Regions from separate parts of the Homo sapiens genome. Here all the other regions are linked to region 1. Evidence: chromatin contacts called from ENCODE Hi-C or POLR2A ChIA-PET data. All regions are on one chromosome and are shown on one strand. The core of a region is the stretch at or near the end of the contact, and the rest is flanking DNA. Distances in the headings are between cores, read along the strand shown.

Region 1 (5,694 bases), core at 94-2,593:
TTTAAAACTCTGATTATATAGTAGACTCATACTTCATTTACTTTTTTCAGTTACTGTACTTGCTCAACTAAATACCATTTAACGATTTATTTGTTTTGATAAATGTCATCTAAGGAACACCAAAAACTTTGGATGTGTTTAATTCCACATGCTATTTTCCTCCTCCCATCTCTCCCTCCACTTCCCTCATCCCCAATCTGCCCTCATTCCTCACCCCTCACCACCCTAGAGAGATATCCTTGTGCCTGTCCAGCCAGGGACCATCATTCTCTTCTAAATCAAGGTGAGAAAACAATCTAACAACATCTTAACTAACCTTAGAGAGTGAGTAGAGAAAAGCATCAACACCAAACCATAAATGGGTGGCTTAGGTTGATGAATTGTAACCTTTTTCAAGCATTGTGGTCAGTTCTCTAAAAATGCTATTTACAAAAAGGAGATCCAGGGCTAAGACCTCCATTTTTAAATTTCATTTCAAACAAGGCCGTTTTAATAATCCATGGCCTGCAATTGCCATGCCAGACCTGTGGTAGTTACTGACTCAGAGCTTTGCTGAATTACCAAATCCTCTTTTATGACACTTCTGGTATTTTCTTTACCTGTGTCAGCCTCCTTTCCTTCACGAGTCACGGTATAAGCACAAGGCTGTAGAACCTGCAGGTTCAGAAACCCAAATACCACATTGCTCCTTAAGCTAGTATATTCACCAGGAGGTACCTCTCACTTTCCCTCTCAAATCACTTTCAAATGCTCCAGCTTCGATTAGTCATCATGTGATGGTGTCTTTTATTTCCAAAATTTTTTTTAAATATTAAGTGACAGAACATTAAACTTATAAGATTAATCGTCCTAGGTGGTTCATTAGAATTAGCTCTGCTACTTCATATTCACATTTTTTTTTAACCAGTCTCTAATTATCTAGCTGAAACTCTTAATGCTTTGGATGAATAGCCTGGCTCAAAGACATTTTTACTTCCTATAAAATATAATTTGGATTCTGGAAAGGTGTTATGAATGCTACATTAGTATTTAAAATGTCACAGAAAAAGAAATAGATTAATGCTAAGATTTCGTTTGAAACAGCTGTGGAAATTTTGAGACATTATCACTTGCCTCTAGTTAGAAAAATATTAATTTCTAATGATTCCTATTAGACATTAGGATAAGAAACTTTTAAAAAGAAACAATTGGAGACTTTATCTTCTTTAAGGGCATAGTTTCTTATTCGTGTGCCAAAAAAAATAGATCTGTTGCATCATGAAGACTTTATATAATAAAAAATGTTCCCTCCTGGCACCACTGCCACACCTCACCAGCTCCTCATGAACAGTGAGCACCTGAAGGTCATCCATTCTTCTGAAGAGCTGCTCCTACATTCCAATTTGCTGAATTACAGTTTGTTCTCCATATTGCCATCAGAATTGCCTTTCTAAAATGCAAATTGATCCTGTCAGTCCCTGTTTAATTGCAGCTCCCTCTTGTCCTTCCTTAAGAAAACCTTTCTATCTGTTCACCTAAATGTTTCTAGCACCTCGTGGTGTATTTCACATAAAATTATGGATATATGGGTAGATGGATGGATGGATGGATGGGAGCATGGATACAATTAGCAGATTTTCCATAGTACAGACTTCCAGCTTCATACAGGATTTGGTTGACAGCAATTATGGAGCCTAGTGCAACTTCCCACTAAAATAAGTGCAAAGAAAAAAACAAAAACTCACAACATCATAAACTAACATTTAAAAGCGATTTAATTGTGTTCAGAAAAATACACCCAAGTTTTGCCTCCTAACGCATTTAGACTTCATCTCATGAAAAAGAGACTTCATCTCATGAAAAATCTCATCTCATGAAAAATCTGGGACAAGCAAACGCATCTTCACCAAATTAAGCTAAATAAACTAAGTGTTCAACTTAAACTTAGGAAAGAAAACTGCCAGGAAGAAGGACAAATGAGTTAATAAAGATAAAAGCAGATCTTAATTAGCTAGCATAAAGCCAGTAGTATATTAACAAATCCAAAAGTTGGTTCTTAAAAAGACCAATAATGTGATTATATTTTGATGATATATCATGAAATTGGAAACAATCCATCAATATTAGCATGAATAAATAAATTGTGTTCTAATCACACAATTGGATACTATACATTAATATGAAAAATCTGTAGCTGCATGCACTGTATTAGTTCATTTTCACTGTGCTTTAAAGAAACACCCAAGACTGGGAAAATTATAAAGGAAAGAGGTTTAATTGACTCACAGCTCCACATGGCTGGGGAGGACTCAGGAAACTTACAATCATGGTGGGAGGTGAAGAGGAAGCAGGCACCTTCTTCACAAGGCATCAGGAGAGAAAAAAGAGTGAGGGAGAAACTTCCAAACACTTATAAAACCGTCAGATCTCATGAGAACTTATTCACTATCACGAGAACAGAATGGGGAAAACCACCCCCATTGATCCAATCACCTCCCTGCCTCGACATGTGGAGATTAAAGGTCCCTCCCTCGACACATGGGGATTACAGTTTGAGATGAGATTTGGGTGGGTACACAGAGCCAAACATGTCACACCAACACACTTGACTCTTAAAAATACGATTTCAGGCAATGGATTCCAGACCAAAAAAAATTACATATTATATATTGTATACTTCTATTTATAAAAATTTCAAAAACAGAAAAATAATCTATGGTGTTAGAAATAAGGATACCTTTGAGGAGAATTATATATAATGGATACTTTTCATTGGTAGGGTGCTTGTATGTGTCTGTATGGGAGATTCTTGAGATGCTGGTAATATTCTATTTCTTGACCTAGGTCGTTACATGGATATGTTTGATTTGTTTTAAATATTAAGTAATACACTTTGATTTCTGCATTTTTAAATATATATGTTATACTTCAATTCAAAAAGTTTTAAAAATTAAATCAAGAACAGAAAACATTTTAAGAACAAAATATATTCAGAGAAAAATATCAAAATACTAGTAATGAAAATAGCTAATATTTATTGAGTACTGTATTAGTCTGTTTTCATGCTGCTGATAAAGACACACCCGAGACTGGGAAGAAAAAGAGGTTTAATTGGACCTGCAGTTCCACATGGCCTGGGAGGCCTCAGAATCATATTGGGAGGTGAAAGGCACTTCTTACATGGCAGCAGCAAGAGAAAATGAGGAAGAAGCAAAAGTGGAAACCCCTGATAAACCCATCAGATCTCGTGAGACTTATTCACTGTCTCGAGAATAACACGGGAAAGACCGGTCCCCGTGATTCAATTACCTCCCCCAGGTCCCTCCCACAACACATGGAAATTCTGGGAGATACAATTCAAGTTGAGATTTGGGTGGAGACAGAGCCAAGCCATATCAGGTACTTACTATATGTACAATATTATGCTAAGTATCTTATAACATATGACCTTATAATAGACCTAAAAGGTACCTACTTATTAGCCCTGTTCTACAAGGGAGTAAAATGATTCTTGGAATGGTTAAGTGACTGCTAGAGGCCACACGGTTCAAAGTTCCTATTCTCTACCACTCTTTCATACTGCTTCAGAATAGCTCCAATTCTCAAGGCACAAATTATTTTATATTTAATTACATGCTCTTTAAATTGTTCTAGACAAACGGTTTCAAACTTTGGATTTCAAAAACTATGAGAGCTAAGGGGAAAAGTTGGAGAGACCAACATGGGATTGCCAGGTTTTAATTTTTGTAGTAGAAACATTCTTTTTTATTACCATTTATCAGCAGAATCATTTTGCAAAAGAATAAATAATCTAACATTGAGAATATGGGAAGTGCATAAGATCAGAATTAAGGACTATTCTTTAAATCAAATGACGTTATAAAACCCATTGCATCTTCCTTATTTTTTTTTTTCATTATACCAGGGAATCATGAGAACTTTTCTAGGAATCAGCATTTGTATACTGCTGTATGTTGAGGTTGAAGTTAGGGGAATATCCCAGTACGTTTTATGATGATAACATAACTTTAATGCTCCAACCTGAGAAAGATAAAATAGACTAAGATGACCATTGAATGCAAACAGAAAGTTCTAAATGAACAATTAAGCAGACTGAATTCAGTCCTGTGTTGAAATAATAATAAACAATTCTGTTTCAGAAATGTAAAATAGTTTAATACCAGAAATTCAATCAATATAATTAGCTAATAATATATTTGCATCAGCCAACTAATGCTACAATGTTGTATAACAGGCAATTATAAAATCTCAGCAGCATGCACCAGAAAGCATTTGTTGAGTGTCAGTGTGTTGGCTGGAGTTTCATTGACCTAGGCTGGCCTCATCTGGAGAGGCTCTGCTCCACATGGCTCTCTCATCTTCTTTGGAGCAGAAGAATGTCGAGCCCAGATTTGGAGCTAGCAAAGCCATATTCTTCTCATGATGATGGCAGAGGTGTGAGAGACAAAAAAAACATTCAAAGGCTCTGCCGGCACAGTTTCAGAACTGGTACACTGTCATTTCTGCCTCACTCTATTGGCCAAAAATAGTTATAAGACTGAATCCAGTCAAGGGTTGGAGAAATAATACTCTTCCCTTTTAAATGGGAGGAACTGTAAAGTCACATGAGAGGGGTGAAAAATTAGGACCTGATATGGAAGGATGTGTGTCCCTTCCAACTCTCAAGTTGAAATGTTACCTCCAATGTTGGTGATGGGCCAAGTGGGAGGTGTTTGGATCATGGGAGCAAGTCCCTCATGAATGTCTTTGGCCTGTCCTCATGGTAATGAGTTAGTTCTCATTCAATTAGTTCACATGAGACCTGGTTGTTTAAAAGAGCCTGGCACCCGCCTCCTCTCTCTCTCTTGCTCCCACTCTTGCCATGTGATATGCCTTCTCCCACTTCAACCTTACACCATCATTGTAAGCTTCCTGAGTCTTCACCAGAAGGAGATATTGGCACCACACTTCATGTACAGTCTGTGGAACCATGAGCCAAAATAAATCACTTTTCATTATAAATTACCCAGTCTCAGATATTCTTTTATAGCAATACAAGAATGGACTAACACACAAAACTGGTACTGAGGAGTGGGACATTGCTATAAGGATACTTAAAAATGTGGAAGCAACTTTGGAACTTGGTAACAGGCTGAAGTTGGAAAAGTTTGGGGAGCTCAGAAGGACAGGAAGATGGGGCAAAGTTTGGAACTTCTTAGAGACTTTCTAAATGGTTGTGACCAAAATGCTGATAGAAATATGAACAGTGAAATCCAGGCTGACGAGATCTCAGATGGAAATGAGGAATATAGTGTAAACTGGAGTAAAGGTTACCTGTGTTATGCCTCAACAAAGAACTTGGCTGCATCATTTTCTCATCCTAAGGATATGTGGAAGTTTTGAACTTAAGAGTGATGACTTAGGGTATCTGGCAGAAGAAATTTATAAGAAGCAAAGCAATCAAGATGTGGCATGGCTGCTTCTAACTACCTATGCTTAGATGCAGGAGCAAAAACAAGACTTAAAGTTGGAACTTATATTTAAAAGGGAAGCAGGGAGTAAAAGTTTAGAAAATTTGCACGCAGTCTGGCATTTTGTTGGAGAAAGAATCCAGAAAGGCTGCAGAGCAACCACTTGCTAGAGAGATTAGCATGACTAAAAGGGAGCCAAGTGTTAATATCCAAGACAATGGGAAAAGGCCTCAAAGGCATTTCA
Region 2 (5,623 bases), core at 3,091-5,590, 720 kb before region 1:
GGGCACCTAGGTTGATTCCATGTCTTTACTATTGTGAATAATGCTGTGATGAACATATGAATGCATGTGTCTTTTTGGTAGAATGATTTATTTTTCTTTGGGGATATACCCAATAATGGGATTGCTAGGTCAAATGGTAATTCACTTTTAAGTTCTTTGAAAGACCACCAAACTGCTTTCCACCGTGGCTGAATTAATTTACATTCCTACCAACAGAGTGTGAGCATTCCCTTATTTTCTCAGCCTCGCTGACATTTGTTGTTTTTGACTTTTTACTAACAGCCACTCTGACTGGTGTGAGATGGTATCGTATTATGGCTTTAATTCGCATTTATCTAATGATTAGTGATGTTGTATCAGTCCATTTTCATACTGCTATAAACAACTGCCTAAGACTGGGTAATTTATAAAGGAAAGAGGTTTAATTGACTCACAGTTCAGCATGGCTGGGGATGCCCCAGGAAACTTACAATCATGATGGAAGGCAAAGGGGAAGCAAGGCATCTTCTTCAAAAGGCAGTAGAAAGGAGAAGTGCTGAGTGAAGGGGGAGGAGCCCTTTATAAAGCCATCAGATTTCATGAGAACTCACTGTCACGAGAACAGCATGGGGGAAACCACCCCCATGATTCAATTATCTCCACGTGTTCTCTCCCTTGACGTGTGGGGATTATAGGGATTACAATTCAAGATGAGATTTGGGTAGGGACACAAAGCCCAACCATATCAGATGTGGACCATTTTTTCATGCTTGTTGGCCACTTGTATGTCTTCCTTTGAGAAGTGTCTGTTCATGTCTTTCTGAATGGGGTTATTTGGTTTTTGTTTGTTCAATTGTTTAAGTTCCTTATAGATTCTGGATATTAGACCTTTGTCAAATGCATAGTTTGCAAATATTTTCTCCCATCCTGTAGGTTGTCTGTTTACTCTGTTGATAGTTTCTTTTGCTCTGCAGAAGGTCTTTAGTTTAATTGGGTTCCACTTGTCAATTTTTGTTTTTGTTGCAATTGGTTTTGAGGACATAGTCATAAATTCTTTCCAAGGCCAATGTTCAGAATGATATTTCCTAGGTCTTTTTCTAGAATCCTTATAGTTTGAAGTCTTATATTTAAATCTTTAATCAATCTTGAGTTAATTTTTGTATATGGTGAGAGGTAGGAGTCCAGTTTCATTCTTCTGCATATGGCTAGCCAGCTATCCAAGCACCATTTACTGAATAGGAAGTCTTTTACCCGTTGCTTATTTTTGTCAGCTTTGTCAAAGAACAGATGGCTGTAGATGGTGGCTTTATTTCTGAGTTCCCTAATCTTTTTCATTGATTTATGCATCTGTTTTTGTACCAATACCATGCTGTTTTAGTTACTGTTGCCTAACCTTGTAGTATAGTTTGAAATCAGGTAATATGATATCTCTGGCTTTATTAGTTTTGCTTTGCTTTGGCCAGTCAGGCTTTTTGGGGATTCCATATGAATTTTAGAACAGCTTTTTTCTACTTCTGTGAGTAATGACCTTGGTAGTTTGATAGAAATAGCATTGAATCTGTAGATTGCTTTGGGCAGTGTGGCTACTTTAATAGCCACGAGCAAGGAATGAGTAAGAAATGTTTCTCATTTGTTTGTGTCAACTATGATTTATTTTAGTAGCATTTTGTACTTCTCCTTGTAGAACTCTTTCACTTCTTTGGTTAGATGTATTCCTAGGTATTTTAGGGTTTTTTTTTTGGCTACTGTAAATGAAATTACATTCTCAATTTGTCTCTCAGTTTGAATATTATTGGTGTATAGAAATGCTACCAATTTTGTACATTGATTTTGTATCCTGAAACTTTACTGAAGTTGTTTATAAGTTCCAGAGCCCTTTTGGCAGAATCTTTAGGGTTTTCTAGGTGTAGAATCATATCATCAGCAAAGAGAGATAGCTTGACTTCTTCTTTTACTATTTGGATGTCTTTTTTTTTTTTATCTTACCTGATTGTTCTGGCTAGCACTTCTGGTGCTATTTTGAATAGCAGTGAGGAGAGTAGGCATCTTTGTCATGTTCTTTTTCTCAAGGGAAATGCTTCCAGTTTTTTCCCATTCAGTATGATATTGACTGTGGGTTTGTGATAGATGGCTCTTATTATTTTGAGGCATGTTCCTTCAATGCCTAGTTTGTTAAGGGCTTTTACGATTAAAGGATGTTAGCTTTTATCAAAAGCTTTCTCCATGTCTATTGAGATGATCATACGGCTTTTGTTTTTAATTCTGTTTATATGGTGAATCACATTTATTGATTTGCACAGCTGAACCAACCTTGCATCCCACGAATGAAGCCTACTTGATCATTGTGAATTAGTTTTTTGATGTGCTGTTAGATTTGGTTTTGTTGGATTTGGTTAAAGTTATTTTTGTCTATGTTCATCAGGGACATTGGCCTGTAGTTTTCTTTTTTTCATTGTGTCTTTGCCAGGTTTTGGTATCAGGGTGATGACGGCTTCACAGAATGAGTTAGGGAGGCATCCTCCTCCTTGTTTTCTTGGAATAGTTTCAGTAGAATTGGTACCACCTCTTCTTTGTACATCTGGCAGAATTCACCCAACTGTGAATCCATCTGGTCTGGGGCTTTTTTTGTGACTGATTCAATTTTGGAACTTCACATTGATCTGTCCAGTGTTTCAACTTCTTCCTGATTCAATCTTGGGGCCTTGTGTGTTTCCAGAAATTAATCCATTTCCTCTAAATTTTCTAGTTTGTGTGCACAGAGGTGTTCATAATAGTCTCTGAGAGTCTTTTGTATTTCTCTGCGAAATACAATTTCTTGTCTTTTAGAATGCTGAAAATAGGCCACCAGCCTATCTTGGTTGGTAAGGTTTATACTGAGAAGTCTGCTGTTAGCATGATAGGGTTCCCTTTGTATGTGATCTGATCTCTGTCTTTAGCTGCCTTTAACATTTTTTTTTCTTTAATATTGACCTTGGACAGTGTAGTGACTTAATTTCTTTGTTATGTTCATTTTGAATAGTTTGTCACAGATGTTCTCTGGATTTCTTATATCCAGATGTCTACCTCTCTAGCAAGATTAGGAAAATTTTCTTGAATTATTTCCTCAAATATGTTTTCCAGGTTGTTTACTTTTTCTCTTGTCTCTCAGGAATGCCAACAATGCATAGGTTTGGTCACTTGACATAATTCTATATTTCTCAAAGACTATCTTTAAAAAATTCTTTTTAACAAAATTTTTGTGTAAGTGGGTTAGTTCAAAAGACCAGTCTTCAAACTCTGAAATTCTTTCTTCTGCTTGGTGCAGTCTATTGATAAAACTTTCAGTTGTATTTTGAAATTCCCTAAGTGAGTTTTTCAATTCCAGAAGCTCTGACTGATTTATTTTTAGGATGTTTTATCTCTTCTTTCATTTCCCAGATTACTTTAGAAGTTTCCTTGTGCTGATTTTTTTTTTTTTTTTTTTAGATGGAGTCTTTCTTTGTCACCCAGGCTGGAGTACAGTGGTGTGATCTTGGCTCACTGGTACCTCCGCTTCCCAGCTCAAGTGATTCTCCTGCCACAGCCTCCCAAGTAGCTGGGACTACACACGTGCGCCACCACACCCAGCTAATTTTTTGTATTTTTAGTAGAAACAGGGTTTCACCATGTTGGCCAGACTGGTCTTGAACTCCTGACCTCAAGTGATCCTGCTGCCTTGGCCTCTCAAAGTCTTGGGATTACAGGCATGAGCCACTGCACCTGGCCTGTGTTGATTTTCAACCTTGTCTTGGATCTTATTGAGCTTCCTTGCAATTCATGCTTTGAATTCTTTATCTGTAATTTCTGGGTTTCCATCTGGGTTAGGGACCATTGCTGGAGAGCTACTGTGATCTTTTGATGTTGTCACATTCAGATTTTTCATGGTTCCAGAATTCTTGCTCTGATTCCTTCTCATCTGGAAGTGCTGGCACTTCTAATTTTTGTAATTATTTTTGTGTGGGTAGGATTTTTGTTTTTATTTCTTTCCCTATAAAATTATTGCCTTTTCTTCTTTTTCTTTCCCTTCCCCTCTTCCTACACTCTCTAGATATTACACGGGGCTGTGCAGTTAAACAGACAAGCCAGTAGATGTCACTTATGTGTAAGAGCTGGTTGTGGCCAACATGGCTGGGTATATACCCGATCCTTGTTTACTGAGAGGAGCTCTTTGTTGCCTCAGGCAATGGGCTCATTTATGGAATGCACAGTGGTCTGAGCTCTCTTCTCAGCTCCAGGGAATGGAGGGGTGGGGCAAGATGGGTGGAGCCGAACTTGGAAGGCCCAGTTACACGTCCCCTGATGGCAAGCATAAGCACCAGTGCCAAAGGAGAATCCAGTGGGCTGCCACCAAGTTTCTAGAGGTGTGCCTAGGCATGGAGCTAGGAAACCTCCTCAGCCCCAAGTTCTCTGGATGGGGATGGGTGTCAGCCTAAACTCCTAATCCAGGAGAGTGGTGCTCCAGGGTCCTGAAGATCTCCCTGGCCATGAAGCAGAGAAAAAGTCCCCTGCACCAAGATCTCTGTACAGGAGGGGTGGGGTGACTTCAGCTGCTGAACCAAGCAAGAAGGTGATTTGAATGTCTGGAGATCTGCTTGCAGTGGAGGGGGCCCTACTGTACCACAGTCTATGCACAGGAAGGGTGGGGGTGGCTCAGGCTGCTGAACCAAGAGAGCAGGTGCTCCAAATGCCTGAAGATATGCCTAGGGGTGAAGCAGGGAGAGCCACCTGCACCAGGATCTCTGCACAGGAAGAAAGGGCCAATTAGACTTCTAGTCCATGCTAACAGGTGCTCCAAATGCCTGCAGAGTTGCCTACATGTGGAGCAGAGAGGGCCCTATGAAACTTGGTTTCATTTTGTCATTGGCAGCTGCTATGGTTTGGGTAGGATTTGTTTGTTCCCAGCAAAACTCATGTTGAAATTTGGTCCTTGTCTTGCGGGGTTGGGAAGTAAGCCTGTGGGAAGTACTTGGTCATGGAGGCAGAGCCCTCATGCATGGCTTGGTACCCTTTTGTTAGTTAGTAAATTCTTTGTCTGGCCAGACTAGGTTCATTGCTGAGAATGGATTTCTTCCCTTGAGAATAGGTTGTGGTAAAGCCAAGATGCCATTGGGCTCTGACTTTTCATAATTCCCCTTTGACCTTCTCTACCATGTTTGGACCTACCATGTGGCTCTCACCAGAGCAGATGCTAATGCTATGCTTCTTGTACTTCCCAGCCTGCAGAACCATGAGCTAAATGAACCCCTTTTCTTTGTAAATTACTGGGTCTCAGATATCCTGTTACAGCAACACAAAACAGACTAAGTGAGCAGCACAGCCACCCTTTGTGATTCAGGGGGCAGATTCTCACCTTCAGCAAATCAGTTTGGGGATGCCTGCAGGAGCTGTCAACAAGGAAGACAAAGAATGTCAACAAGGAAGACAAGGAAGACAAAGACAAAGATATCTCGGGTTCCATCCTTTCCATTTTAGCTAGAAAAAAAAAGAGAGAAGAAGATGTATGGTGAGATACAGTTGCCCCATATGGGTCTTTTAAGAAAGAAGGGAAGTCTGATTCAGTGAAAGTCCCACAGTAATTCTGAAAGGCTAGGCCAAGTGCTGGCTTCTGTCACAAGTGTCCTGACAG
Region 3 (5,903 bases), core at 1,922-4,421, 640 kb before region 1:
ACATTTTGATGGCTTTCTTTCATAAACACATAATAGATTTTTGTAAGATATTTTTATTCTGAGCAGATAAATACAGTATCAGTCCAAACACTTTTTCACCAGCCATCCGTCTAATCTAACTAAGGAGTTATTAGATGATAAAATAAAGCAGATTATTCAATCCAACATCAAACATGTTCTGAAGATTTACTATGTGCTCCACACTTTCTCCTCTCTGGGATGGGTGAGAAGAGCACAAAAATAAATAAGACACATCCTTGCTTTGTCAACATGATTAGCAACCAAGATAGAGTTGCTTTAGCCTCCACAGGTATATTGCCATTCCAAACACAGTCAGGCTTAATAAATAAAAATAGAATACATATTAGGTAGACAACTCAGTCTCTACCATGTCACCTGAGTTTAGCCATGCATGTCTCTTTAGGGCAACCATTTTATATATAAGAGATGTCTCAGCTTCCCTCCCTGGAAACTCTTCTCTTCCCTCTCTAGGATCAGACACATGCTCTCATCAGTACAGTTAAGGATCAGATGAGAGATGAATTGGGCTTTGTCAATTCCCATTCCCATTGTTGCTTACTATCTTATCAACAAAACTAAAACAAGCTTAAGGAAAAATGTTTCATCTATGTTAATTTTCTCTACTCCTTTTTGTCATAAAAATAAAATAAATTATTTTTCATATTGTCCCTTTCCTGTGTCCTCTTAATCTTTGTTTTTTGCACAAAATTGCAGTATGGTTTACTTTACTTTTGGGGTCCAATCCCAGGCTGAGGTCCTGACCCTTGAAATTCTTGAAAGCAGAGACACTCAACTACTGGCTGTTGTCAGATGCTGTGAGGACCTGAGCAGTTCTGGGTGAAAACCCAGATAGGGAAGTTGTTTCTCCAGTTGATGAACACACTGTAATTCTTATTTGGGACAGAAAAAAAGGTGTAGGAAGATGTTATGACTATGTAACAAATAGAAGCCTGGGCAACACAGGGAGACCACTTCTCTACAAAAATTTTTTAAAAACTCAACTGGGCACGGTGGCTCATGCCTGTAGTCCCAGCTACTCAGGAGGTTGAGTTGGGAGGATTACTTGAGCCTGGGAGGTTGAGGCTGCAGTGATCATGTCACTGTGTCACTGCACTCCAGTCTGGGTGACACAGCAAGAAGACCCTGTCCCCCAAAACAAAACAAAACAAAAACAAACAAACAAACAAAAAACTCAAATAGACCTAGAATGTATTTAAAAGGAAAAGTAGCACCAGTTGGAACTCTGATGGTCAAAAACAAAAACAAAACCCTCATCTGCCTAGGTATACACCCAAAAGAATGAAAACAGAGATTTTAATAGATACTTGAACATCAGTGTTGATAGCAGCATTACTCACCGTAGGCAAAAGATGGGAAACAACCTCACTGCTCTTTGACAGATGAATGGATAAACAAAATGTCATGTAAATATTCATCCTTAAAAATGATGAATTTTTAAAATGATGAATAGTCAGACATGTGCTATAACATGGATGAACCTTGAAAACATCATGCTAAGTGAAATAAGCCAGGCAAGAAGGGACAAATATATGGTTCCACTTATATGGGGTACCTAGAATAGACAAGTTCATAGAGATAGAAAGTTTGATAGAGGTTACCGGGGACTGAGGGACAGGGTGAATGGAAAGTTACTGTATAATGAGCACGGAGTTTGGAATGATGGAAGAGTCCCGGAAATGGATAGTGGTAATGGTTGCATACATTTTGAATGTACTTAATGTCACTGAATTGTGCACTTAAAAGTGGTTACAATGGTTTTATATTATGAATGTTCTCCATCTTAGTACCTATCAACTCTTCCTGCTTGCTACAGGCTTTCCCTTTCTACCCTTAGGCAGGCATGGCTCTCCCTGAGTCAACAATATGCAGCCCCTAGGGTGGCCACAAGCCCAGGATCCCTCCCAGCCTGAAGGAACTGTACTCATATTGCCCTGGGTTGGCAGCCTGGGTTCTCTGCTGAGTTACCCCAAAGTGGTTTCAGGACAGCACAATTATTTATTAAGTAGCTCTGGTGCTGACCTTAAGAAAAAACAGAACAACGAAAGTATTAAGCGTAAAACCTTTCTCTTTTAATGAATGAGTAAATATTCATGTTATTATTCCTAGAAATAAGAACTCTGTCCGCCTGGGTAACATAGTGAGACACCATCTCTACAAAAAAATTAAAAAGCTAGCCAGGCGTGGTGGCATGCGCCTGTAGTCCCAGCTACTTGGGAGGCCTAAGGCAGGAGGATTGCTTGAGCCTGGGAGGTTGAGGCTGCAGTGAGTCATGGTCATGCCACTGCCCTCCAGCCTGGGTGATGCAGCAAGACCTTGTCTCAAAAAAGAAAAAAAAAAAGGAAGAAAGAAAAGAAAAGAAAAAAGAACTCTGAAGACCTTGGGAAAGAATGGTACTTAGTAGTTAGAGTTCTGTATATAAGGAAAATATTTCCAAATGCTCTATGAGGTCTGGAAAGTTATTTCACTAAGTACATTCAAAGTTGCAACAGGAGATCATTTTTTGCTGGATGGTTTTAATAATAATATACAGTGCCCCATGTATAAAGAGCTGTAGCTAATGGCAGCCATAAGGTATGTAAGCACAAAAGGGACATGTGTTTATGCTGAAGGTTTTGATTTCAAAAATAAGGCCATGTTTTAAGTTATTAGAGAGCACGATTCTTATACTATCAAGGTATTACAATGCTTTGGAGATGTCCATTAATTTATGGGCTTTTGGATTCCTGTAAGTGCTTACTTCATAATTCCTGGGTCTATATTTGCCTTGAATATCCATCAATATTCCACAAGTACTTGCTGCAACCCTATCCTCCCTACAAGCTCCCCCAGTACAAACATACAAAATTGATAAGACTCAAGGTCCTCTCTTGCCACAATCAGATCATTAACCTGCGCTGCCAACCAGAGTTTCATGGTTCTTTATTTATTTATTCATTTATAATATCTAGGATTATAGTCTAAGAAGCAGGATTCTCCAAGGAAAATGGTCACACACACACACACACACACACTCTTACATTATCACTGGCTCAGCCGGCTGGGATTAGACTTTAACTCAGGCCCTTTATTAAAATGAAGTTGCAAAAGGCCAATTTCACTTCCTCTTTCCAAGAGGTGTGAGATTCTTGCCACATCCCCAGGCCCCTACATGTTCTGTAGGTAGAAAGAAGCAAAATAATCTCCAATATGTGCAAAGTTCAGAAATCAGGGCTGCCAGAAGACAGACTGGCTATGATGGACTGTCATTTGGTATTACTAAAAAAAAAATCATGGGTCATTTACCAAAATCTCACTTTATATTCAGCTATTTTAGTATCACATTGACAAAGTACAGGGTTAGAAATACAAACAAATTTAGAAATGAGGAGGTAAAGCTAGGGGAAAACTAAAAGGCTAGAGGGTGGTTCATATAAAACCTAATTTAAAAATCTATGAGATTTTAAAATACGTGGGGAGTTTACAATCTAGTCTCCTATATTAACACTTCTGAACATTACACATAGTTAGCCATCAAATATTTATTGAGTTCTTCTAATGTGCCAGCCAATGCTCTAGGTGCTGAATATAGTGAACACACCAGAAAAAGTCCTGCCCTTAAGGAGGTTATAAGGCGGAGATGACAATGAACAAATAAACATACAAGGTGAATAACACATAAAATATATAATAAATGTTAAATAATATAGACTATGAAATATGAACATATATTAATAAACTTTTATTGTTCATTATATATTAATAAAATATATAAATATATTAAATGTTATATAAAATAATGAAAATATACAATAAATCAGGCAAGTATTATGACAAAAATTAAGTAGGATAAAGGGCAGTGGTGTACCTAGTGCATCTGACACCCTGAGCAGATCAATTTTTAAATATCTGCCTCCTTTATATGACAAATTATTATATGAAAAATTATATTAAATAATCGTGAAATGAAACATGCAGCAGAGTCTAAGAGGGCCCCCATGATGCCCACTGGTATGATTTGGGTCTGTGGCCTGCCCAAATCTCATCTTGAATTGTAATCCTCAGTGTTGGAGAAGGGGCCAGGTGGGAGGTGATTGGATCGTGGGGGTGGATTACCCCCTTGCTGTTCTCATGATAGTGAGTGATTTCTTGCAAGATTTGGTTGTTTAAAACTGTGTGGCACCTCCCCGCTCTCTCTTTGTCCTGCTCCTGTCATGTAAGACTTGCCAGTTTCCCCTTCACCTTCTGCCATGATTGAAAGTTTCCTGAAGCTTCTTCAGCCTTGCTTCTTGTACAGCCCGTGGCACTGTGAGCCAATTAAACATCTTTTCTTTACAAATTTCCCAGTCTTAGGCAATCCTTTACAGCCGTGTAAGAACAGACTAATACACCCACCTTATGCTATTCATGTCTTGTGTAAATCCCCTCCCCTTGAGTGTGGGTGAGACTTGTTAATTGCTTCTAACCAGTAGAATATGGCAAAGCTGATGGGATACGATTGTGCAACATAAAATTGTACCCCATCTTGCTTGGAGATGCTCACTCTTGCTAGCTTTTCTGGGTAGTGGGAGGGAGATGGTCTTGATCTCTTGTCCAGGCTGGAGTGCAGTGGCATGATCACAGCTCACTGTAGTCTTGACCCCTTGGGCCCAAGCAATTCTTCCACCTCAGCCTCCCAAGTAGCTGGGACCACAGGTGTGTGCCCCTGGCTATTTTTTTCTATTTTTTGTAGAGTCTCATTATGTTACTTAGGCTGGTATCAAACTCCTGGGCTCAAGTGATCCTCTCACTTTGTCCTCCCAAAGTTTTGGAATTACAGGCATGAGCCACCACACATGGCCTCTTGCTTACTTTAAGAAAGCAAAGGTCATGTTGAGAAAGCCCCATGGCAAGGAGCAGAGGGCAGTCCAAGACCAATATCCAGCAAGAGACTGAGGCCCTCAGTCCAATATCCCATGAGTTACTGAATCTTGTTAACTACTACCTGAGCTTGGAAGTGGATCCTTGCTCAGTCTAACCTCAGCTGACACCTTGATTGCATCCTTGTGAGACCCTGAAGTGGAGGACACAGTCAAGCCATGCCCTGATTCCTGACCCACTAAAACTGTGATTTTGTTTATCTTTTCCAAAAACCAACTTTTTATTTCTTTGATATTCTGTATTTTTTAGTCTCAAGTTCATTTATTTCTGCTCTGATCTTTTTTACTTTCCTTCTGTGTATTTTGGGTCTGTTTTGTTTTTGCTTTCCTAATTCCTTTATGTTTATTTGAAGTATTTCTACTTTTTTGAATAAAAATTATTTATATTTAATTTTATATTTCTTTCTGCTTTTTGATATAGGCATTTATTGCTATAAATTTCCCTCTTACTACTGCTTTTGCTGTATCCCATAGATTTTGGTATATTGTATTTCCATTTTTATTCTTTTCAAGAAATTTTAAAATTTTCTTCTTAATTTCTTCATTGACCCATTGGTGGTTCAGGAGCATGTTGTTTAATTTCCATGTGTTTGGGAAGATTTAGAGGTTCCTCTTGTTATTGATCTCTAGGTTTATTCCACTGTGGTCAGAAAAAACCATTTGATACATGATGTAATTTCTACTTTTTTGAATGTATTCAGACCTTTTTTGTGGCCTAAGATATAATCTATTCAGGAGAATGTTCCATATACTAATGAAAAGAATGTGTATTCTGCAGGATTTGAGTGAAATGTTCTGTAATTGTCATACCTATCCGGTCTACTGTGCTGTGTAGTTCAACTCCAAAGTTTCTTTGTTAATTTTCTGTCAGGATAATCTGTCGGTTTCCTGAGAGTAGAGTGTTAAAGTCCCTTGCTATTAGTGTATTTCAATCCATCTTTTCCTTTAGCTCTATTAATGTTTGCT
Region 4 (5,415 bases), core at 2,540-5,039, 740 kb before region 1:
CGCCCAGCATTGTGGGCATGTTCTCTTTAGTGTCAGAAGGATGGTACATTCAGAGGAAGAGAAGCTTACTATGAACTGGGACAGTCAGAGAGGTCCTGATGGATAAGATGAGATTCAAGAGGGACGTGGTTCCATGGATAATGTAAAGACTCCATGAAATTAAATAATTAGGAATCCATAAGATATTTTGGTAAATATAATCAATAGTAAATATAATGAGCACCTACTATATGCAGGACACAGAGACTGGTCTTATGCAGGTGTAGGAAGAAATTTAAAACATGGAGGGAGGTGCTTACCCTCAGTGAGTTTTAGTCTTAGAGTATAACACCCTTGAGCCCTAAAAATGGTGAGTCCAGCTCCAAAACCCACAGCTTCATGCCCTCTAATCCATCACTGGATAAAATACCCAAATCCTGGCAGATCACTGACACCATCAGAACATGTCAACACTCCAGGATCTTTTGAGGAGTGGACTCTGCTCCTCAGTCTCATCAGGACTGTGAGGAATGCTTCATGAATACCTGTCATCTTCTCAGGAAACAGCTGGAGATGAAGCATGGCTGTCATTGCATTTCTCTTACTGTGATTGTTCAGAATGCTCCGACAGAGCTACCAAGGAGGAGGAATGGCACAACATGATGACAAGATTAATTAGCATCTGCAAGACTGGACATGGCTCCCCAAGGGATTCTTCCCATGCTCTGCCATGGCTGCCTCTGGTACCCTCCCCCTGCCTTGAGATGTCACCTCTGATGTGTCTGGGTCCCCAGCTGGCTTACAAGCTCTTGTGACATCAGTGGCACATTTTGTGGCACTGCATTTAGAAAACTGTAAAGCTGGTATATGCACTAGAGATCTGTCCTTCATTTTCTTCATTTTGTATTTAATGCTGTCCTAACTCCACAAAATAGAGACCTGGAAATGTCAACAATTGGATATAGTATAAGAATTTTAAAAGTAGATTTTAAAAGCACAAAGGCAAATTTAAGTTCAATATTATGGATAATGCAGTATTCTGTATTTAGTAGCAATGAGATCTTTCAGACCTTTCTTTATTTTGAAATATATTATCTTCTAAGGAGTGTAAGAAAGATAGCCTCTGTCTAAACCAGGGGCATGAAAATTACATCCTCTAGGAATTTGAGGAAACATTGCAGAGGGCATTTGACTGCCTGGAGTCTGTCGGAAAGATAAGGCTTTATATGCTTCAGTAATATCCTAGAGCAAAATAACAGCCACTGTTGAGCACTGATTTATGTAACACCCCAGTGTACCGGGCACTATTGTATATGATACCCCAGCGAAATAGATATTATTACCATCTTCGTTCCCAGGATTATAAAGTTGAGAACAAGAACAGTGGGGTAACTCGTCCAGTGTCAATTATCTAGTGCATGTTTAAGCTTGCATAAAGCCCAGATATATTTGACTCCCATCTGTAGTCATGGCCACTGTCCCTGTTGCTCTTGAATAAAAGATTGAGGGATCTGTCTTAACCTGTTCACACTGCATAACAAAATCTATAAACTGAGTGGGTGGCTCATAAACAACAGAGATTTCTTTCTCACATTTCTGAAGGCTGGCAAGTCTAAGATCAAGACAGATTTGCTGTCTGGAGAGAGACCACTTTCTGGCGTATAGATGGCATCTTCTTGCTGTGTCCTCCCGTGGTAGAGGGGGCGAGGGTCTCTCTGGGGTCTCTTTTTATTTTTTTATTTTTATTTATTAATTTTTTTTTGAGACGGAGTCTCGCACTGTCGACCTGGCGGGAGTGCAATGGCATGATCTTGGCTCACTGCAACCTCCGCCGCCCAGGTTCAAGCAATTCTCCTGCCTCAGCTTCCCCAGTAGCTGGGATTACAAGTGCACACCACCACGTCCGGCTAATTTTTTGTATTTTTAGTAGAGACAGGGTTTCACTATGTTGGCCACCCTGGTCTCGAACTCCTGACCTCGTGATCCACCTGCCTTGGCCTCCCAAAGTGCTGGGATTACAGGCATGAGCCACCGTGCCCAGCCTGGGGTCTCTTTTATAAGGACACTCATCCCATTAGTGCCATTAGCTCTGCCCTCATGATCTGGTTGCCTCTAAAAGGCCCCGCCTCCTAATACCATCACCTTGGGGCATCGGATTTCAACACATGAGTTTTGTGGAGCACAAACATTCAGAACATAGCAGGATCCAATGATTAATTCATTTTGTGAATTGTTACTTGCAGTCCTATAACTATGCCACAGTGTTACCTTAGAACGTTAATTAAATGTGAACTGCTCTTCCAGGCCAACGATAGTACAAAATCTACAACAATTTTTAGTTTCAAGTATTTTACCTGACACACTGAAACTTTTCCAAAGCATGAAAACATATTTTTTAAATGTTCTTCAAATTGAGTGGATTTCATCTTTCTCCAGTCACCTACTTAGAACTGAAATACTCATGTTTGTTGGGGAGTACAGCCTCAGCTTTCAACTCATGAGATCCAAAGAGACAGTGGAACCAAGTAGCTCTCTTTTTTTCTTTTTTTGTAGGTGAGTCAGAAGCCAGCCTGTGTGTTACAGAAGGAAGTTCTCCCCTCTGCCTATGAGCTCGTTTTACATCACCCAGGAGAATCTTTCAGACTCTAATCATATTGGCCAAGGTTCTTCCATCACTAGCATGACTATTGACAGGAGAAAGTATCAATAGAACAGGACATGTTCAGATTTAGAAGGTAGAGCAGAGTGAAACAAAGTGAGTGTAATAATTCCTACAATAGGCCGGGCTCGGTGGCTCACGCCTGTAATCCCAGCACTTTGGGAGGCCGAGGCGGGCGGATCACGAGGTCAGGAGATCGAGACCATCTTGGCTAAGACGGTGAAACCCCGTCTCTACTAAAAATACAAAAAAAATTAGCCAGGCGCGGTGGCGGGTGCCTGTAGTTCCAGCTACTCAGGAGGCTGAGGCAGGAGAATGGCGTGAACCCGGGAGGCGGAGCTTGCAGTGAGCCGAGATAGCGCCACTGCAGTCCGGCCTGGGCTAAAGAGCGAGACTCCATCTCAAAAAAAATAAATAAAATAAAATAAAATTCCTACAGTAATTTTTATGTACTTCATGGTAGTACATAAAAATTGTGAAAATGAATATGCTGCGTGGAGTTTTTTTTTCTCCCAGTGGACACACAACATTGAATGATTCATTCACTGTTGGAGCAGAATTTTTTACCCTGGATCAATTGTGTGCCTTCCTGATGATACTTTAATAGAACAAGTGGGCACAGAGTGACAGATGATGACGGGAGGCTCAGACACAAAGTAGAACTACTGTTGCCTGGAGCCAAACAAAAATTATACCATTTAAAAACTCAGAATCCAAGAGCTAATATGTTGTCCACAAAAGAACAAAAGGCAGAAAGTTTATGCTAAAATGAGGTAAGTTATAAATGTCAGTAACTCATAAAATGGGTATGTCCCATTGGGACCTAAAGAGTTAATATATAAAAGGAAACAGATTGAGGTCAGGTAGCCTCATGAAAATCTCAAATGCTGTGACACAGAGACAAACGTGGTACTGACGACTCATACCTGGGCTTGATCCAAGAGGCCTTTTCGAAAGTAGAGGCCTTTGTCTCTCCAGACCTGAGCCTCCTTTTTTGAAAGGGACTCTCTCTGATGTCCATGGAGTTGAAAGAGAAGCTCTGCTTTATTGGAGAAACTCCTTTCTACAGAATCACCTGCACGAAGGCAGACATTTGCAGGGAAATGAGACTGGCTTATATGATTAATTCTATCAAATGGATTTAAAATTAATCCACAGAAAGATAGAAAGAGGAAATGACACTCTGACAATAGCAGGTCTTCATGATGTTCTTTCCCCCATAATTTACTCCAAGTGAAGGTAGAAACCAGGACACAGAACTTTTGTCACAGATGGAAAAAGAAAAAGGGATGCCAGTCATTTTGTTCTAATTCATTTGCATTAAAAAAAAAAATCCTTCCCTCCTGGTTTCCATAGCTACTCCACCCCCTCAGTCTTCATTTGTAACTTGTCTGAGGGACAGGTCAGGGACTAGTGGCACCGGTGCCTTCTCACCCCCACCACAGAAGAGGGTGTCAGAATCACATGCCCTGCATGATGCTAATCACCCCAGCGCCCCCGACAACAGCAAAGCAAACCCAAACAGAACCCTCTCAACCTAAACAATCTTCCTTTCCCCTTTTAACTCTGAAGCTCTTATAAAAAACAGATATTTCAAGGATGTCCTTTAAGCTAAATACAAACTAGAACATTGAGGTAAAACACAATTATCTGCCCTAAAGTAAAAATATAGATTTTTAATATTTCCAATAAATATATTTCAAATCACCAGTTTGAGGTGTGGAATAAGTTCATATTTATTTTAGTGTTGAAACCATAGTAAGTGGAAAAAAAAAACCCTCTAGGTTGACAAGAAGACCAATCTTTCTCCTAGGATTTCCCTCCCCAGTTGATTTCTAGGGACCCTCAAGTCCATCCTGGTGGTTTTTGGTCACCACCACCCAGGAACACATTCTCTGGTCCTCACTTCATCTTCTCACACCTTCCTGAAATTGTTCCTGAAGACTGTTTTCTTTCCCATGACTATTCATTCCAAGTGTCAGTAGCCTTCCCTCTCTTAATGTTCTCAAAATAGAAAGAAAGGGATCCAGGCAGGGATATTAACAACTCTTTACTGAATGTCCAGGAATGTTCATTCTTGAGAACCTCAGGCCCTGAGTAGAACCTCAGGGTCTATGCCAAGTTCCTGACAAGCTCACATGGCATGGGATGATCTCATCCCCTACTAGGGAGAAACCTCTGGAGCCAGGGCCCTAAACCCCTCTGCTCCTTGTAAACAGAAATGTAAAGGTGTAATGAGCAAACACATGCAAAGACCTTTGCACACCTGGTACATAGTGCTTAATAAGAGATAACTGCTACAATAAAGATTAGGAGCTAGAAAAAGGCAAAATTTGCCTTTGGTTGTCATTGCTTCTTCTTTCTTTGATTCCCTTCCTTCCTTCATCTCTCTGCACCACAATATATCTAATTTTTAGCCCCTCAGTGCCTAAAGTCCCCTAGGTACTGCCCCAGTAGCTTTCAACTTCTGCTCAGTTAAAAACATCAATCCCATGTCTCTTTTTTGTCAGGTCTTTAATATAATGTGACAGTAGTTGACACCAGTTCCTCAAAGGAATGGTTCAGAACCACATAAGAACCTTGAAAATAGGGAATTTCTGTCTTTTTGCAAACAGAATGGTATCAATGTAAGTTTCAATTATTAAGGTGTTCGGGAAAGGTCGGAAGTCTCTCTTGGCCTTTCTGATTGTGCCACTTAAGCAGGTGATTGCCTGTTTTATTGTTTCCAAATAACTTGCCACAGGATATCCATTTAGCTGGTCCAAGGAAGAAGATTC

Evidence for each region. Hi-C counts contacts between places; a loop is a spot of excess contacts on that map. ChIA-PET counts read pairs that join two places held with the same protein, here RNA polymerase II (POLR2A). Pooled maps may share reads with other maps.
Region 2: a loop to region 1 is called in a map of CD4-positive, alpha-beta memory T cell, with 8 times the contacts of the local background. The contact joins two enhancer-like sites. A Hi-C loop is called at or near these places in 1 of 168 maps with a recorded cell type or tissue (CD4-positive, alpha-beta memory T cell), 2 of 37 single-sample maps with no recorded cell type and 9 of 50 pooled maps. POLR2A ChIA-PET finds 5 or more read pairs at or near these places in 2 of 52 experiments (BJ and GM12878).
Region 3: a map with no recorded cell type shows a loop between it and region 1 (1.8-fold over the local background). The contact joins two enhancer-like sites. A Hi-C loop is called at or near these places in 3 of 37 single-sample maps with no recorded cell type and 2 of 50 pooled maps.
Region 4: a map of naive thymus-derived CD4-positive, alpha-beta T cell shows a loop between it and region 1 (4-fold over the local background). The contact joins the promoter of LINC02156 here to the enhancer-like site in region 1. A Hi-C loop is called at or near these places in 1 of 168 maps with a recorded cell type or tissue (naive thymus-derived CD4-positive, alpha-beta T cell), 2 of 37 single-sample maps with no recorded cell type and 1 of 50 pooled maps. POLR2A ChIA-PET finds 5 or more read pairs at or near these places in 1 of 52 experiments (BJ).

Annotation. Positions count from the first base shown.
Region 1 is chr12:46,669,945-46,675,638 of GRCh38, reverse strand. No RefSeq gene overlaps it. Among named protein-coding and RNA genes, the nearest start is that of SLC38A4, 150 kb to the left of the region's middle. RefSeq lists enhancers at 4,804-5,304, 5,318-5,694. Within about 2 kb of position 1,343, at least 3 of the 41 ENCODE cell types and tissues checked have a DNase peak (open chromatin) inside an H3K27ac peak, as active enhancers do.
Region 2 is chr12:47,396,333-47,401,955 of GRCh38, reverse strand. No RefSeq gene overlaps it. Among named protein-coding and RNA genes, the nearest start is that of LINC02156, 16 kb to the left of the region's middle. RefSeq lists a silencer at 4,119-4,168. Within about 2 kb of position 4,340, at least 2 of the 41 ENCODE cell types and tissues checked have a DNase peak (open chromatin) inside an H3K27ac peak, as active enhancers do.
Region 3 is chr12:47,310,204-47,316,106 of GRCh38, reverse strand. No RefSeq gene overlaps it. Among named protein-coding and RNA genes, the nearest start is that of LINC02416, 41 kb to the left of the region's middle. RefSeq lists an enhancer at 3,239-3,288. Within about 2 kb of position 3,171, at least 3 of the 41 ENCODE cell types and tissues checked have a DNase peak (open chromatin) inside an H3K27ac peak, as active enhancers do.
Region 4 is chr12:47,413,382-47,418,796 of GRCh38, reverse strand. LINC02156 (long intergenic non-protein coding RNA 2156) reads right to left here and starts at 3,789. Exons shown (of 2, transcript NR_149087.1): 1 at 3,565-3,789.